Linked DNA regions of Homo sapiens: region 2 is linked to region 1. Evidence: chromatin contacts called from ENCODE Hi-C data. All regions are on one chromosome and are shown on one strand. The core of a region is the stretch at or near the end of the contact, and the rest is flanking DNA. Distances in the headings are between cores, read along the strand shown.

Region 1 (3,706 bases), core at 494-2,993:
TTCATCAAATACTCTTTGGTTTATCTAGTTCGGCTTCTCTGAAAGGAAAGGGCATTCTAACAAAATTTTGGAGTGGTTAGTGCCTGACTTTTTGCAGCAAGGACAGAATGAAAAGAAATGCGCCAACACATTTAGACTAAGTAAGCAGCAGAGGAGTTTGTTTAAACAGAGGTTGTCAGAGGAAGTTATGGCATCTACTTCTCTGGAGACTTTTTAAAATAGGCCAGGCACTCATCTCTCTGGGATGGTTTCAGCCTGCAGAGTAGCTAGAGGACAGCCCCAGGCCTTTTCAGGTTCCCTTCTCCCTCTACGAGTCTGTAGGCTAAACCATATCCGAGAAGGCCTCTTTGGCAGGGTAAGCTACAGTCACCCAGGCTCATGTCTAACTATGATATTTTCTCACCGCATGGAATGATAATTATAGGAAGGAGGGTGAGGTCGGAAAGATTCCTCAACCACACTCTGTTGGCATTGCCAAAACAGGCACTCCCTCTGCCAGAATTGACTAAATGCAAGAGGGATGCCAGTTAGTACAGGATGATCGTGCTCAGTTGGATTTCATGTGTCCCATTGTCTTACGGTGTGTGGTATGTGTGTGTCTGAAAATAGGGTAAGTAAAATGAATTGGAAAGAAAATTCAGTTAAAAATTAGGAAAACAAATGGGGAAAGAACCTGCATATTGTCTTGAGGTTAGACTCTAACATCAAGCATTCGATCCTAACATTTAGCATTTGATTTGAAAGGTTCCTTTGGGGTCCGAGGCCTATCCTATCCAGGATTGTGGTCCGTTGTGAGCAGATGGGGTTTCCCTCTTAGAAGATGAGCTTGGTTCCAGTTTCCTAGAGCCTTTGGGTAATGGCCGGTTGCTCACAAGAGCTGAGGAGACAGCATAGCTGACAGGCACAGTCAGAGGCAGCTTTAAATATCACGCACCCCATCATTTGGTGGGTGGGTGTGTTGTCGCTAACTGTGCCGCCACTTCAACAAAGAAAGTGGTGAGTTGCCAAAAAACAAGGATGCTCCGTCTTAAGCATTAGGCTGAATTCTTCTTAGAGAAGTGTTTTTTTAATGAAGAATTTTATCCTAAAATATTTTCCAAATTTACTTATCCAACGAAAGTAATTTAAGCATTGTAGCAAGTAACTAGAATCTGCAGAATGAGAACAACTTTCTCTCACAAAAATCAATCTTCTTTATTCATCGAGTGGTCTCAGGTGCCCTGTGTGGGGTGGGGGCTTTCCCAATGCCACAATTATGCAGGCTGCTCAGAGAGACACTGGACCTGGCAACCAACTGCCCAGCTAATTTACAAGCAGGTGACAGGTGGTGAAACTATGATTTTGATATTTTTAAATGGTTCTTTCCTTCCCATAAATGCTGCTTTTTGGAAAGGTCACTTTAGTTTTCTTTAGGAAAATGAGCCTTTTCTCCCTCTCCCAAATGCTAAGTTGATGCCCTTCCCCAGAAGTCTTCCTGTTAATTGAGTTGGCCTGAAGGTCATCAACAATAATCAATATGAAGACTTGCTGCGACGTGCTAATTGACACTCCCAAAGAGGAATAGTGTCAACAATCAATAAAGAGGACAGAGCACTGGTAGATTTATGGCTTTGATTTTGAAAAGGTATAGGAATGCCTGTGATGTTTCCCCACCCCCCAACCCCGTACTCCTTTTGAATGTTAATGCTTTCTTGAAGATGATTTCAGACACACTGCTAGGATACTGCCTCTACTCGCTGAAGCAGAATCCTCTGAAGAGTTGCTGAGGCAGAACTGAAATCATGGCTCACCTCAAAGAAGCAGCAGTATTGGCCGTTAATGATGCCTCACACAGAAAGACGATGCTCCTTTAACTCGGGGTTTTAATGGGAAGTTTCTAAGCCTGAAACAACAGCTTTAGACCTGGGGTGTGCCATCAGCTGCCTTGCAGCTACCACTGTCTACTGCTTTCACACAGCGTGGTCGGGAAGAATGGAAACTAAAGAGGCTTGTAACTACCTGTAACTGTTCCACCAGGAAATGGATCAAGTGTTTGTTCAGCCAGAGCCAGGTACTTGACCCAACCTGTATCTTTGACGGGCTAATTAAATGCTTTTCTCTAACTTTACAATTGATGCATGAGCAATCATCGCATACATGCCTTTCGGATCATAGTTGTGAATTTAGATCTAGCTGTTAGATAAGTCTAATTAAACAATTGCTAGATAAAGTTAAGAAGCGAGGGGGTAAAATGTAATGATGCCTTTATTTTTAAAGCATGGTTAAGTTTATAATGTTATTGATACTGGATGAAGAAGTAGTAAAACAGGCTTTTTTTTCTTTCCTAAGCTGCAGTAATTTATTTCTGAAAGCTGTTTGCCCATTATCGTATTTTTTTTTTCAGTCACCTAAAACGTCCAACCTTCCAAAATGTAACAAGGATGTTCTGATTTGTTTACAAAGGATCACAACTCAACCACTCATATTGACAGCGTTGACTGTCCCTGGCTGATAAGCTGTGTGCAGCACTATCCTTTTGAGATATCAGCAAGTAGCCGTTTTCACTATGAAACACACAAAGAAAGACAAAGAAAACCAGGTGGAACAGTAGGGCTTATTATTTGAAGTTAAAAGTTCCAGTTCGTTAAGGGTGCCTTCTGATACCACCGATTCCTGACTAGGCACCCTCATGGTGTTTTCTGATGTTCTCAGCTAGGCAGTAGCCTTGCCCTGCAGTCCCTTAAAAATTCCTCAAGCAGATATTAAGAGGAAGATGAAGATGGGGAAGAAGTAAAGCTGAGATTGGGGCTGAGGCTGAAGACAAAGGTCTCCTGCTGACCCAGAGCTTAAAAGCAGCAGTGAGTTGAGAATAACAGGGTCCACTCCCAGCCCAAGCAGACGTGTCTGCAGGCTGACTTTGCAGAAACAAGCAGAGAACAGACTTCCCAGTGCAGCAGTGGGGGCTGGCAACAGTTCTGAAACTGCCTGTTGACATCTGTAGCTGAAGACATCCTCATGTTTATGAAATCATTGTTCGTAGGCTTTCTAGTAGACTTGAGTCTATGTTTTGAGAGTATAAAATATATTTACCCTTAGCCCCCCTTTGAATTTTGAAGCATCAGGGCTATTGTATTGGAACAGGAGGGCTGTACTTGGAAAAAAATATAGAGATGTTGCCGTGTATATGAGCCAAAAACAAGGGGAGTGGGAGGATTTAAAATCTATGAAACACCTAGAAAGAGCCAGGAAATCTTTACCTGAAGTTCTTTGCTGGTAAGCAAGAGGGCCATGAATTCTTTGAATTTATATGAAATATTTTGTATCTTTGTGTGTATATCCTGAATGCAAGTTACTGTTCACTAGAATAATACACAGAATTTCTAAAAGATTTGTAGGGGAATAATATTTGCTTATGTGGTGATTCTGTTGCTTAGATAACGAGGTGGCTTATACAGATGACTCACAGTTGTGGTGGGGATGGATAATAGGATCATTTGGGAGATTTACACATCTAGGGTGGGTGAGTGGGTTGGAGAATGAAATGTACTTTGAGAGACTACAGTTATACAAACAGGAATGCAGCCCAGGCTTCCTTTAGTGCTAAAAGTAGAGAGGGATTCTATTTAGGCTCAGTATCAGGATGTGTATTACTTGAATCATTCAAAGCCATGTTAACATTTCCACAGTTAACTTCAGAACTGTTGCAGAATAATGCAGCATTTTGAGT
Region 2 (3,706 bases), core at 487-2,986, 54 kb after region 1:
CTGTAGGTCAATATGCCTTTAATGACCCAGCCAATTTCCTCAGCACTACCTTCTGAAATCCTTCCCATGCAGTATTTTTTTAAAGGAGAAATGGGAATGGAAAAGTCACTTTGTTTTTCAAGGACTTTTTGAAAGTCTGCTTTTGTACTAGCCATATCTCTCCACCTCTCTTTTTGATCAGCTAGATGTATGATAAGATTAATAACCATTACAAATAATTAGTGCCTACAGTGCCTTTCACCAGCCATTATTGAGATGACTTTTCTTTTATAAAATATTATGACTACAACTACACAGTGAACATCTGGACATTCCTCTAAAATGCACTAAAGTGTAATCTACTCTGTGGGTTTTTTTTTTTTTTTAAATGAGATGAGCTAAAGAAACAGAACAAAAATGTTAGCTAGAAGGGATGACAGAAATAGTTCAAGTGGTTCTTCCTTTTTTTTTTTTTTTGAGACAGAGTCCGGCTCTGTAGCCCAGGCTGGAGTGCGGTGGCGCCATCTTGGCTCACTGCAAGCTCCGCCTCCTGGGTTCACACCATTCTCCTGCGTCAGCTTCCCGAGTAGCTGGGACTACAGGCGCCCACCACCACACCCGGCTAATTTGGTTCTTTCTTAAAGTAACAAATCCAAAGCACAGAGAGGTAAGATGATTTCTGATCCCCAACAGGCTGCTAACTACATGCAAGGCCGATTGCCCAATCCTTGCCTTTCCACAACTACCCATTTAGTGTTGGCTTTTCTATCCAGAACAACAACCGCTCAATAGTTCTTAATTTTATTCATAGGGTTTTTTTTACCAAGGGGCTGGGTCACTTGAAGTTTTGTTGAAGAAGTAAATGCTAATTATACTCTTTAATAGATCAGTCTTAACTATTCATTCCTGTTACTATTGTAGTTACTTGCTCTATAATGCTCTAACCCTAGAAGCAAATTCTGTGATTAGAAACATTGCTGTCATGCCAGTCTAATTTATTTTAGGATGAGCCGTGTGACTAGATTGGGTGAGTCCAGGACATACAGACCAAAATCCAGGAATGATTCTGAGCTGTGGACTGCAGGGATCCTACCTGTACTTCCTGTCAGAGCAGAAAGTGAAGCGGATACAGGTTCACCTGGGTCTACAAATGCATCCAGGGAGAGATACAGCAACTGGCTGGGAGAAAGTAGCTGGTGTCTTTGGACAAGCAACAGGGAAGATGGAGCAGCAGTTGCAGGTGAACAGTGAGCAAACTACCAGCTAATCAGGCACAATGAATCACTTGTGCAATCCTGTGTTAGGAAAGAAGCTTTCATGAGAATGTGGCCGGGTGGGGTCTTCTGTCTGGGGCCGGCGGGTCCCAGGGAAAGCAGATCATCACAATAAGGGGTTGGTCTGTGGTGACACCACTGATTGCCTGTAAACCAATGCATTTCTGGGTGTGCACCCCTCTCAGACAGCAGTGTGGCTGTTTCCTTAGCATTGGTTCTGGATGTAAACATGCCTTGGTTTGAGCACAAAACCACTGTTTCTGTTCCACTTTGAATGAGTTTTCCAGAAATGATGGCTATGTGGTGATTCTTCACCTATTCTCATGCCTGGATCTGATTTGTGAGATGTTTTGAGAGGTTACTGCAGCTTTGTAACGGAGATTTTTTTCTTTGGGAAGTTAACTGTCTTTTCCACATCCATTGTGGTAGCCTAGCAACAAGGGACAGCAGAGCAATAGCAGGGATTCTAAAACTCTAAAGAATGATGCCTGTTGACGTCTGTCCCAGGGACAGGGGATCCCAGTGGGTCTGGCTTGAGATGGGACAATGCTATAGCAAGAAATCTGTGGTCCCAGAGTCTGACACCTCAGAGAGAAGCAGGTGAGTTCCCAGCTCCTCTCATCCCAAAATAATTCATGGGAATTTCTGGATAAAGTAGCTTTCACTCAGTACTTAAAAAAAAATCTTTCTTTAAAGTCTGGGGAATAACAGCAGACAGACTTTTTATCCTTTCCTGGAGAGTGACCCCTTTCTTTGAAAGCTGCTGTCTTCCCAGATCACAGGGCATGGCCTGACACACAGTAGGGGTTCAATAAATATTTGTTGAACAAATAAATTGTCCCTTACTTGGTCTTCTAAAAATCACACACTCACCCACCCCAGCCATTTTACTGATGTGGGAAGGGGGAGGGTATGAAGCCAGCCTTCTTTCAGTTGAAAGGAAATGTCATCTTCACTACTCTCTTGCCAAGAGATGCACACACAAAAAGCTGGGTCATTCCTCCTCTACATGTTCCCCACATAAAAACCTAGATCAATGTTGGCTAGAAATATGGAAGTACAGTTCACTTCTCTAATTGATCTGCATTTAATTACTAGAAATTTTGCATGTTGACACCATACTCATTTCCCTTTCAAATGTGGAAATATCTTCCATTTACAATTTTCTTTTAAATCTTGAGTGAGAGGTGGCCACATCTCTGTAGCAGGAGCTACATCCTATAGGGCAGTATCCTTGTGGGATGTTCACATGCAACCATGGTTCTGCTTTTTAAAGTTTTTGTTTGTTTGTTTGTTTTTGAGACAGAGTCTCACTCTGTCATCCAGGCTGGAGTGCAATGGAGTGATCTTGGCTCACTGCAACTTCTGCCTCCCGGGTTCAAGTGATTCTCCCACTTCAGCCTCCTGAGTAGCTGGGATTACAGGCATCTGCCATCATGCCCAGCTAATTTTTGTATTTTTGTAGAGACAGGCTTTCACCATGTTGGCCAGGCTGGTCTTGAGCTCCTGACCTCAGGTGATCTGCCCACCTTGGCCTCCCAAAGTGCTGGGATTATAGGCATGAGCCACCGTGCCTGGCCTGCTTCGTTAAGTTTTAAAATGTATTTTCCTTATGTGAATGTGTGATCCTTGTTCTTATTTGCTTTTCGTCTTGGGTCTATGGTCTGTGGATGATATGAGAAATTCACAAATCTAAGATTTTATGTAAAATGTTGTTTATTTGTGCAAAGGATTCCATAAGCCTCAAAAATTAAATAATCTATGGGAGGGAGTAAGGCTTTATCCATTTATTAAAGCTAATGAAATTTAGCAAACACTCATTTTCTTTTATTTTCCCAGAACAAAGCAGCTAAAGAGATAACATATCTCCCCAGTAAGCCTAGATCGCGACACTGCACTCCAGCCTGGGCGACAGAGCGAAACTCCATCTAAAATAAATAAATAAATAAATAAATAAATAAATAAATAAATAAATAAATCATTTATTCACCCAGGCTAATTGGTGACTAGTCCTCCAATTTGACATGAAGAATGAAGTAAAAAGTTTAGAAAGCGGAAAGACATTTCATTTAAAGGAAGGAAATTTCAATGTTCTTATAATGCACTGAGAAAAATGCCGTATCATTACTCCCTGCCAATAGAAATTTAAAGAAGTTTTTCCAGGTTTCCAGTGAACCCTGAAGTAAGAAAACAATGCAATAAAAACAAACTTTATAAACATATTTGTTAATTATATTTTGTCTTTATCTCAAAGCTAATAGGCTTTCTAAAGCTTTCTTCCCCCCTTAATTATTGTACAACATGACTTCTCCTGTGTATGCTGGGTTACCATGGTTACTCTGAGGCCATGACTCATGACCTTTAAATATAATTGTCAGGCAGCCAAAGCTCTCATTTTTAAATCACCAGTTTTGTTTCAGGCATTATTATTTAAAAGTAGTCTCAAATTGTAC

Evidence for each region. A loop is a pair of places that touch in the nucleus more often than their neighbours do.
Region 2: a loop to region 1 is called in a map of ovary, with 2.0 times the contacts of the local background. The contact joins the promoter of CCDC192 here to the promoter of CTXN3 in region 1. A Hi-C loop is called at or near these places in 2 of 168 maps with a recorded cell type or tissue (aorta and ovary).

The regions. Positions count from the first base shown.
Region 1 is chr5:127,647,339-127,651,044 of GRCh38, forward strand. It overlaps CTXN3 (cortexin 3), which reads left to right and starts at 1,744. Exons shown (of 3, transcript NM_001048252.3): 1 at 1,744-2,050.
Region 2 is chr5:127,701,655-127,705,360 of GRCh38, forward strand. CCDC192 (coiled-coil domain containing 192) reads left to right here and starts at 1,737. Exons shown (of 7, transcript NM_001317938.2): 1 at 1,737-1,853. The coding sequence starts at 1,792.